2 separate regions of the Homo sapiens genome follow, and region 1 is linked to region 2. Evidence: chromatin contacts called from ENCODE Hi-C data. All regions are on one chromosome and are shown on one strand. The core of a region is the stretch at or near the end of the contact, and the rest is flanking DNA. Distances in the headings are between cores, read along the strand shown. Region 1 holds the start of DLD (dihydrolipoamide dehydrogenase). Region 2 holds the start of CCDC71L (coiled-coil domain containing 71 like).

Region 1 (5,866 bases), core at 362-2,861, 1.2 Mb before region 2:
GGCGGATCACCTGAGGTCAGGAGTTCGAGACCAGCCTGGCCAACATAGTGAAGCCCCGACTCTACTAAAAATACAAGAAAATTAGCCGGGTGTAGTGGTGGGTGCCTGTAATCCCAGCTACTCGGGAGGCCAAGGCAGGAGAATCACTTGAACCCGGGAGGCGGAAGTTGCAGTCAGCTGAGATAGTGCCATTGCACTCTAGCCTGGATGTCAGAGTGAGACTCCGTCTCAAAATAAATAAATAAATAAATAAATAAATAAAGCTCTGAAAGTTCTAACTTAAATACTTGAATAATCTATACATGATAATCTTTTTACCTGTAATTTTTGTTTCCTAACTCTAAGCTAGCGTGTATATACAGTCCGTATTTACTTAGAACAATCTATGAAGATGTTCCTGAGACATCAACTAGGAATAGCAAATTAGACAAGGTAACTTAGGAAAATGCACCAAGTAATGTACTTACGTTCTGGTGCTACTACAGTTTGACAAATTGCATCATAATCTCCCTAATCTCTATATGTGGACGGCTACCATTTCCTAAGGGCAATGAGGCAGAAAGCAAGCAAGCAAATAACCCCTGCTCACAGCAGGAAAATGGGCGGCAGTGACAAAACCTACACTGATGTTTCCTATTCCAAGGCAACTCTTAACATTTGAGGTCAGGACAGCAAACCCAAAAAGCAGCAGATTGACAATCCTGAGTTTCAGTCCCACCTCCGCCGCTCCCTAAAAGCATGACTTGCAGAATGTTACATTAACTTTTGAGAACTCAGGTTCCTCATCTCTGAAACAAAAGGGTTTGATCGCTATATTATTTTTAAGGTCTCCACTAACATAGTACCCAGCCACGGTGCCACATACACACAATTTGGCTGTATCTGGTAAGCAGATTAAAAAGGAGAGTTGTTCTGATAACCTGCTGCAATTAAAGATTTAAGCCTCCAGGAAGTCGTGAGAGATGGCAATGAACACCAGTTGAAAGCTGCCAACACTGACAAGACCTTAGGGGAATTCCGAGGGCTATCTGTTGGAGCTGACTGGATCTAAACCATTCAAGAAGTGACCCCAGGGTTACCTGCCCACTGCATAAACTTAGGCCACTCAGGGATCAGAATTAGGATGAGAAAAAGGCAAATGGTATAAAAAGCCAGACTATACGGGACATGGGTGGCTTACACTTCCTCCAAGGTAGAGGCCTATGTGTGACCGGGATGGCCCTCGGCCCAGGCTTGGGGGTGTGGCATGTGTGACCGCCGGCCGTCACACAACCCGAAAGGACTCGCCACAGCCTGGGCCCAGCCCCGTCCCTCGCCTGCTGCAGGATGAGCGGCCACCTCGGAGCCCAGGGCCGGGCTGAGCCAGTGCAGAGGCGGGGCCAGGGGTGGTGCGGCCCAGGCGCCCGCCTCCGCCAGCCCAACACGGTTAAGCCGCGTACCGGACCCACTGAGCGGGACCTTCCGTGCCTCTGGCTCAACACGACCTCACCTACTCGGCCCTCACCTTGGCCAAGGAGCAGTACACACGACTCCAGCTCTGCATTTTTCCGCTGTATTTTCCTTTCCGCCAATACTTTCACCTCCGCTGGGCGCCTCCGCCGCTCCGCCAAGGTCTCCCCTCCCTGCGCATGCACAGGCGCAGCCTACGTCATCACCCGGGAGCAGCGCGATTGGCCCGCGCGGTTCTACCGCACGAGGCGTTCCTGTCAGGCTCGGCGTCGTACGCTGTCGTAAGGAGCGCAGGGCTTTGTCGCAGCGGGGGTGGTGGTGGGAATGCTTTAGGGGCTGGTGCCAAAATGTCGAGCTACAATGTATTCTTATACTTAGAAGATGAAATAAACAAATAAAACTAGCGTTTGCTTAATGCACATTATCGACAGTAAAGCGTGACAAGTTCAACAAGCTCTTGGTTGTGCTAGGCATTCCTCGGCACTTCCTACAGACATCTCATTTCATCCTTGCAACAACCATATGGAGTATTATTAGTATTTCCATTTCTTGGATGAGACCCAGAGAGGTTAAACAGTGCCCCCAAGGTCTCACAAAGGAGAGATAACTGCGGCCCTGAGGCCAAAACCTTTGGTATTATCTACTGCTTTATACTCGCTCCTCTCAAATGCCATATAAGGGATGGGGCTACAGATTTTGGCATCACCAGCATTCTGCTCTAATTAGCTAACTGACAATACGTAGAGAACACACTTTCTTCTATTTCTTTAGTTGAGAAACACATCTCCCTGGTAAAAAGAGAGTGGGATGGTGGATGAGATTTTAGGTTTTGAGAGAGAATCTGTTGAAAAGGGTTGAAAAACATTGTCTTCAAGATTGAGCACGAAAGTCTAAGGTCTCATTCTTGCCTTGCAATAAGTCTATATAGTGTGAATAAACTTAATTCTACATTTATTGGAAGTCTACCACCCAGGCCTTGTGCTGGGCTAAACACTGGTTAGAAATTACTGCCTATGTTCAGATTTAGATATGAATAATTAAATTTAGTGTTTGTTATAGAGACGGTATTGCTGGCAGCTCTGTCCTGTGACAGGGTCCCAGGCTCCTTTTATCTCGTGACTCTGCCATCATCAGAGCTTGCCTTGCATCTTTCATTCAAGATGGCTGCTCCAGTTTCTACAATCATATCCCCTCATTCCATCTGATTACAAAGCCACACCTAGCTGCAAGGGGATCTGTGAAACATAGTCCTGTCAGCTGAGTGCCTAACTGAAATTGTATTAATAAGCAAGATGAGATGAAGCGAAATTGGGGGACATTGAGCAGCCTCCACCACACAGATGGGGAGAATTGTCTCCTCTCCAGCTTCATGGCAGTCTTTGACATCTGGTCTAGGAGTTACTGCTCCATATGCACAAAATCTCACAATTCTTTCCTGAACTTTCTTGGGCTTTGTTCCCTACTCCTTTGTCCAAAATTACAATATCATATTTTTATTTTTAAAAAATGAAACACTTCCATCCTTTCCAGCTGTCATTCACAAAGCCTAGGGGCTCAACCCAGTATGAGAAGTGAGGCAGGAAATAGATTCCTTACTGCACTCACCATATTTCTCCACATTCCTCCTCATCTCTTGTACCAACTATACCTCTTCTCCTCTCAGCTAGAACAAAAGCCACAACGCATATAAATTAATGCGAACACACGGGAGGTGGAGGGAGCGATGTCAACAATGGACAGCCCACACTAGCAGTGTTTATATTCCAGCTAAGGAATATAACCAGAAATTGGACCACACTTATTTTGCTAACTTGATTTTTTTCACTTAAAACTATCTCATGAGCAACTTTCCATATTCATATTGTGTCCAGAATTGGTGGGTTCTTGGTCTCACTGACTTCAAGAATGAAGCTGCGGACCCTCGCAGTGAGTGTTACAGTTCTTAAAGGCGGCGTGTCCGGAGTTTGTTCCTTCTGACGTTTGGATGTGTTCGGACTTTCTTCCTTCTGGTGGGTTCGTGGTCTCGCTAGATCAGGAGTGAAGCTGCAGACCTTTGCGGTGAGCGTTACAGCTCTTAAGGCAGCGCGTCTGGAGTTGTTCATTCCTCCTGGTGGGTTTGTGGTCTCACTGGCTTCAGGAGTGAAGCTGCAAACCTTCGCTGTGTTACAGCTCATAAAGGCAGTGTGGACCCAAAGAGTGAGCAGCAGCAAGATTTATTGCAAAGAGTGAAAGAACAAAGCTTCCACGCTGTGGAACGGGACCCAAGCGGGTTGCCACTGCTGGCTCAGGCAGCCTGCTTTTATTATCTGGCCCCACCCACATTCTGCTGATTGGTCCATTTTACAGAGAGCTGATTGGTCTGTTTTACAGAGAGCTGATTGGTCCATTTTGACAGGGTGCTGATTGGTGCGTTTACAATGGCTGAGCTAGACACAAAAGTTCTCCAAGTCCCCGCTAGATTAGCTAGATACAGAGTGTCGATTGGTGTATTTTCAAACTCTGAGCTAGACACAGAGTGCTGATTGGTGCATTTACAAACCTTGAGCTAGATACAGAGTGACGATTGGTGCATTCACAATCCCTTAGCTAGACGTAAAGATTCTCCAATTCCCCACCAGATTAGCTAGACACAGAGTGCTAATTGGTGCATTTACAAACCTTGAGCTAGACACAGAGTGCCGATTGGTGCATTCACAATCCCTTAGCTAGACATAAAGATTCTCCAAGTCCCCACCAGATTAGCTAGATAAAGAGTGCCGATTGGTGCATCCACAAACCCTGAGCTACACACAGGGTGCTGATTGGTGTGTTTACAAACCTTGAGCTAGATACAGAGTGCCGATTGGTGTATTCACAATCCCTTAGCTAGACATAAAGATTCCCCAAGTCCCCGCCACATTAGCTAGATACAGAGTGCCAATTGGTGCATCCACAAACCCTGAGCTAGACACAGGGTGCTGATTGGTGTGTTCACAAGCCTTGAGCAAGACACAGAGTGCTGATTGGTGCACTCACAATCCCTTAGCTAGACACAAAGGTTCTCCAAGTCCCCACTAGACTCAGGAGCCCAGCTGGCTTCACCCAGTGGATCCTGCGCTGGGGCGGCAGGCGGAGCTGCCCGCCAGTCCCGCTGTGTGCCCGCACTCCTCAGCCCTTGGGCGCCAGTGGGCCAGCACTGCTGGGGGACCTGGCGCACCCTCTGCAGCTGCTGGCCTGGGTGCTAAGCCCCTCACTGCCCGGGGCAAGTGGGGCCGGCCAGCCGCTGCGAGTGCAGGGCCCACCAAGCCCACGCCCACCCGGAACTCTAGCTGGCCCGCAAGCGCTGCACGAAGCCCCAGTTCCCACCCGCGCCTCTCCCTCCACACCTCCCCGCAAGCAGAGGGAGCCGGCTCCAGCCTTGGCCAGCCCAGAAAGGGACTCCCACAGTGCAGCAGCAGGCTGAAGGGCTCCTCAAGCGTGGCCAGAGTGGGCACCAAGGCCGAGGGGGCGCCGAGAGGGAGCCAGGGCTGCAAGGGCTGCCAGCACGCTGTCACCTCTCAATATTAGCCTACTTCTAATGACTACTGAGTATTTTGGGACATACCCTAATTTATTCAACTATATTTTATTATTAGATATGTAAGCCATTACCAATTTTTCAATATCGTGATTAGCTTATCACTAAGTCTTTGCACACATTCTTTATCATTTCCTTGCAGTAAATTCCCAGAAGTGGAATTGCTAGGTCAAAGACAAAGCATATTTTAAAGATTTATATTGTCTCTCACTTATTTTATTTTATTTTATTTTTTGACGGAACCTTGCTCTGTCACCAAGCTGGAGTGCAGTGGCTCGATCTCAGCTCACTGCAACCTCTGCCTCCCAGGTTCAAGTGATTCACCTGCCTCAGCCTCCCAAGTAGCTGGGATTACAGGTGCCCGCCACCACGCCTGGCTAATTTTTGTATTTTAGTAGAGACAGGGTTTCACCATGTTGGCCAGGATGGTCTCCATCTCCTGACCTCGTGATCCACCCGCCTCGGCCTCCGAAAGTGCTGGGATTACAGGTGTGAGCCACCGCACCCAGCCCACTTATTTTAATTCTTAACAGTGGTTACCTTAAATGAATCAGAAGTTCTAACTGGCAGTTTAAGGGGTTCATTAAACCCCTTAATTTAAGTGGGTTAATGGAGATGAGTTATTCATTATACATGCAATAAGTCAGGCAATCAAAATATTTGAAAAGCATGGTTTTTCAAAACACTTCTTTTGCTGGTTTAAGAAAAAGGAAATATTAAATACAATAGGCTACATTTCATCGAGTTTTTTGGTACAGTTGATAATATAATGACAAGAGCATGAGTTTTGGAGTTGAAAAGGTTTATGAATTCTTGCTCCTCAATGTAATAAATAAATGTGGAAACTTGTAAACATTTCTT
Region 2 (5,334 bases), core at 1,223-3,722:
CATAGTATCTCAAGTCTCAGGAACTAGAAGAGATACATTATTTCTATGTGTAAATTTTGCTTATTTATGGAGAACAGATAAGGAACCATTTGCAAGACTATTAGAGTTAATTAAAAGGTGGAGGTCAAGAAAAAATTAAAAATAATAGAGGAAACAGAATAGAGCAAATAATGTCAAATTTAAATGTATACGATAACATAAGCACTTTATCATGATATTAGTTCCTAAAAGTATTTCATAAAAAATATTGTTTGGTTTTAAGTAAATTAAATGAGCATGCATTATAAAATGAACTCTTGAATACTTGGCAAGTTGAGATCTTATGTTTTCTTAGAACCAAAATTGTGTTTAAAAAAGGTTTATCTTCTTAATTGAAATAAGTTCTATACATTTATGTAAATGTCTGGAATATATTTATGTGGTAAAGACCCTGAAGAATTTATAAAATGATGATTATCAAGGAAGGGAGGGGATTCCAATATGAAAAGCCAGGTCTACTTTAATCCTTGTTTTATCCTTGCTTTTCATTATGAAGCCCCCCTAACTTTCTCATGGCTCACTCTAGATTTTGGGTATTCCAATGGAAATTATTCAAATTTCACTTTACTATGTGTCTCAGAATTACGGAAAGAGCAAATTGTGATGTAAAGAGTTGTTGCTATATCATTCCTTTATAAGGATTTAGGAAGCTGGTATTTGGCTCTGTAATCTTGTTCTGAGATCAGAGTGTGCTTTTCTAGGAAAATGATTTTCTATTCAGAAAGTTACCATGATTTTGCTAGAGAGCTGGTTCCTGGTTAGATGTTTTATTTTTGCCATAAGCCCATTGTGTGGAGTTTTATTTTTGCCATAAACTCATTGTGTGGTGAGAGCTTTCAAGAATTTGACATCTCTGGTGTAGAGCTTTCAAATTATTTATTTTAGGTTTTATTGAAACTGAACAAACAAAATATTATTCATAAATCTATTATAAGACAGAGAAAAACTGCTCAATTCTGGGTGGGGTGGAAGTAGGAATAGGGGTACAGCTCTGTCCTTCGTCATTCTACTTATGCATAAAGCATGTTCTATTGAATTCCTTAGAGTCTGGACAGCACAGTTTGAAAAACCTTCAGTGAAATACAAAGATCACTAGATTAGAAATCGAAGGATTTAGAATCCCAGTTCTGCTATCAGCCAGCTGTGTTACTGAACCTCTATGGTACAGATTTCCTCACCTGTTAAATAAGGAGAATGAACTAGGTCTCTTTCAGGTCAAATATTTGAGGAAACCATTAGCAACTACATGTAAATCACAAAACTCCTATACTTTATTTGTTCACTACTGCAAAATAAGATGTTTCCTGGGTAAAATCCACATGCCCACCTCAAAGTTCTAAGTGTCAGGAGATTTTTTCTTTTAACCTTAAGAAATTTAAAGGAGTTCTGTGAAAATTGCAATATAAAATATCTAATTGTCCTGTTCTAAGCAGTTTCAACATTTCTGACTCTATTTGGGATAATCGGTGGTATTTCATTGATTCATTCGGCAAACACATTGAGTGTCCACTACCTGACAGGAACTGAGTTAGGTATAGAGGACAGAAAAGATGACTAAAGGATGTCCACTACTCTCCTCCCAATACAAAAGGTAATGTGTTTTGAACAATTTGTGTTTTTCAACGAAACCTTATCTGTTGTCTGCGATGATGCATCCTTTCTAAATGATAGGGGTGGCTTTGACATTTTAAAACTAAATGAAAAACGAATTGGCATCCATAAAGAACTGTGTATTTAAAACTATATTTTCTTTTCACAGAATGGCTTTATTGTAATAGATCTTTGATCAACTTGAGCAAAGAGTATTTAGTTTTATAGGGTATGACATGTTTTGCTTTCTGGATAAGCAGGGTCTCTCTTAAATATGAAGATGGCTCCAGTGTCCAGAGGGAGACTAAAATCTCTCAGCTGCCAGCCACGCACATTACCTGAATGATTCTGGATTACTACTGGCTTCTTGAGATGGGCTGGGGTCAAGACAGGGAAGAGTTTTGAATGAAGATGCCAGAAGAGGCCTTTGAGAGGGTGGATGGGAATTGCGAAAGGCCCATTTCCCCTAGACTTAAACCCAAATTCCCTAGCTGTGATGATACCAGGAACATCCTTCAGGGAAATCTCCCTTTGTTATCCACACTGGTAGAGCTCCCAGCTCAATCCACAACTGCACACCCCCTCACTCTAAGAGTCACTCTTCCCATGGTGTAGCCAACATCCACCCTCTTACTCTAGACGTGGCAGCCCTCCTAGATCCACCCAACCGTTGACTTACGTTCAAAGGCCATCACCCACCCCAGCACCATCTTCCAGGAACTGGCCTCTCCCCCATCAGTCCCCGCCCCTCTTCTGAGAGCACCCAATGGGTGGAGTCGGGGCTGCGGTGGGAGGGGCCTGAGGCGGGCACATTTAAAGAAAGGCAGCCGGCGAAAAGAGGCAAGAGAGGAGAAGAAAGAGAAACCAGGGGGGCGAGGCGCCGTCCAATGACAAAGCCCAGGGGTGGGCGCCGGCCGCCATCTTGTACCGGGCAGCAGGATATTCGCCCGCGTCCTCCGCCCTCGGAGGGGGAGGGGCGGCGGCGGAGGCGAGAAAAGTAGCGAGAGACGCCAGCAGCAGCCGCCGCCGCGGAGCCAACGCGGACTGGGACGGCGGCGGCAGTAGTGGGACCCGGCGAGCGTGAGTGGCCCGGAGCGGCCTTCGATGCGGCGCAGTATGAAGAGGCGGCGGCGCCGGCGCCCGGTCGCCCCGGCCACGGCCGCCCGGGGCGGCGACTTTAGGGCAGAAGACGGGGCTGGGTTGGAGGCGCGGGAGGAGAAGGTGGTGTACTCGCGGTCGCAACTGTCGCTGGCTGACAGCACCAAGGCGCTGGGCGACGCCTTCAAGCTCTTCATGCCCCGCAGCACGGAGTTCATGAGCTCGGACGCGGAGCTCTGGAGCTTCCTCTGCAGCCTCAAGCACCAGTTCTCCCCGCACATCCTGCGCAGCAAGGACGTCTACGGCTACTCCTCCTGCCGGGCCCTGGTACCCGACCCCCCGGGGCCCCCTACAGCCCGCGGCCAGGCGCGCCGGCCGGTTCCGCGCGCAGCGGCCAGGAGGAGGCGCCGCGGAGCCCGGGCGGCCGCTGCCCGCAGGAGGAAGCCCCGGCCGCCACCCCCACCGCCGCCGCCCCCCGAGGAGAGCTGCCCGGCCAAGCCCGTGGCCCCCGGGCCCTGCTTCGGGGGCCGCACCTTGGAGGAGATCTGGAGGGCGGCCACCCCGACGCTGACCACCTTCCCCACCATCCGCGTCGGCAGCGACGTGTGGGGCGAGCGCAGCCTGGCGGCAGCGCGGCGCAGGGCGCGCCAGGTCCTGCGAGTGAACCTGGAACCCATGGTGAGGCTCCGCCGCTTCCCGGTGCCCCGGGCATGAGGTGCGGCCTCCAGGGCGCCTCCTGCCGGCCCCGACCTTGGGACAGGCCTTCCGCCCGGAGGAATGAACAAGTGTCAGTCGAGTGTTTACAGATCCGGCCAGGACCCCGGCCCCCAATGCACTTTACGCGCGAAGAAGTTGCCGGATGGTTGTCCCTGTCCCGGGCCGCGGCGCGGTCGTCTTGGACGCTGGGGCAGGTGTGCCCTCTGCTGCCTCCCGTACCCGGCCTGCGGAGGGAGGGGACAGCTGGACCCGCAGGGGAGGTCCCTTTCTTCCTGACCACCGATTGAGACGTCTCCAGGACCTTAGGGGCAGATCCGTTTTCTCACTGTTGGACTCTACCTCACTGGTCTGGAAGTCCTCCGAAGACATTATTTTTCCAAAGGAATTTGGTTTCGTGCTTGTGTAATAAAGCCAGAATTTACTTGTTCTTTATCTCCCCCTTTTTCTATTTCACTGTCACCCCTCTTTGTGGACAGAAGTTCGAACATGTGGTGTTGCACTAGTTTGTGCTCAGGGTATTCTGAAGCCCACTCGTTTCCTAATTTTTACTGGATTCCAAAGCTTTGATCGAGGATATTTTTTAAGAGGTTCAAGCTTGTGACTGTTAGTAGTGCAAGGATTTGTATGGGCTCAGTGATTACAAACAAAGACATGCAAAATACAACTGTTTAAACATTTTCAAGGTATTTTTAAAGGTTTTGTATTGAAACAATGTTTATATTTACTGAGCTCCTAAAAATGGTAGAATACACATGAAAACTTTTGTTTAGGAAAAGTTAACTTGTTAAATTCTTTTGAATTGAATAAAAAAATGCATTGAAACCATATGGTGTGTGATTAAAAAAAATGAATAAATTGTGAAGAACTGGTTTTGGTTACAGGAGTCACTGGAATCCGACTGGAGATGATTTGGCCCCCTGTCCTGGTCTAACATACAAATCTAGGAATATTATGCGTTAAAGTATTTTAAAATACATTATCCTTGTAATGTATTTTACAAGGATAATGTATTTTAAAATGGGAGTTGCATAGGAGAGATGGATGTGTGTAAACATTATCACTAAAATGATAAACAGAATACCCATTAGAATTCTTAGAACTATTAATGATCAAGAGGGGTGGAGGCATTTCTTGGTATCAAATAACTGGTTAAGGTTACTTTGGGCGAAATCTATTTCCTTTTTGTTTTTGTTGTTGGATAACAAGAAATGTCTAGACTAATATTCATCAGTTTTACAAACATAATGAAAATTAGTTGATTTTTAGTTGATTTTTTTGTCCCAACATTTTTTTTAACCTTTTTGCCACTCATTATATGTTTGCAGTTCTAGGTCTTTGACAGCTGAAGACCACAGGAATCAAACAGGCGAGACACACAGAATACTGACCCTTCTTTACGCTTTTATAGTGTTTATACCATATGGCCCAGTGTGGAATTCTTGATTATCCAAGTGCCTTTGGTCATTTGTGGCAGGAAAACTTAATAGTTTTTAGCCAGCAGTGCCACAGCCAGCTTTTACTGCAATACCTAAAGGGTCAAGTAGTGTTTTTGTACCACTATTATTTCAAATTTAAGTATTCTGCCATGAAACGATCCATACTGGGCTGGAACTTGACATGTGAAATCTTTAATACTAAAGCTTATCTCTGCTTGGCAGCTTTTTAGGAGAATAATGAGAGTTACAATTTTGACTCTTGCGTTCCTAGAATTCAAATGGCATAGCTTTCTGAAATGAGTATTTCAAGTTTAGTAGTCCGTATAGGAGTGTTGTGACTTCAATTTCAGTGTTCTTGTTAAAAGAAATAATATGATATATATATACACACATATATATAACTTGATGCCAGTTTTCTAGTAAGCCTCAGTCTTTTATTCACTACTCAATGATA

The links. Hi-C counts contacts between places; a loop is a spot of excess contacts on that map. Pooled maps may share reads with other maps.
Region 1: a map of ascending aorta shows a loop between it and region 2 (7-fold over the local background). The contact joins the promoter of DLD here to the promoter of CCDC71L in region 2. A Hi-C loop is called at or near these places in 5 of 168 maps with a recorded cell type or tissue (CD4-positive, alpha-beta T cell, CD8-positive, alpha-beta T cell, ascending aorta and 1 more) and 15 of 50 pooled maps.

What each region holds. Positions count from the first base shown.
Region 1 is chr7:107,886,928-107,892,793 of GRCh38, reverse strand. It overlaps DLD (dihydrolipoamide dehydrogenase), which reads right to left and starts at 1,611. Exons shown (of 14, transcript NM_000108.5): 1 at 1,505-1,611. The coding sequence starts at 1,543. RefSeq lists a silencer at 1,271-1,380 and enhancers at 1,441-1,680, 1,191-1,873, 1,831-1,910.
Region 2 is chr7:106,658,296-106,663,629 of GRCh38, reverse strand. It overlaps CCDC71L (coiled-coil domain containing 71 like), which reads left to right and starts at 2,472. Exons shown (of 1, transcript NM_175884.6): 1 at 2,472-5,334. The coding sequence starts at 2,734. The coding sequence ends at 3,441. RefSeq lists a silencer at 3,029-3,298 and an enhancer at 3,649-3,698.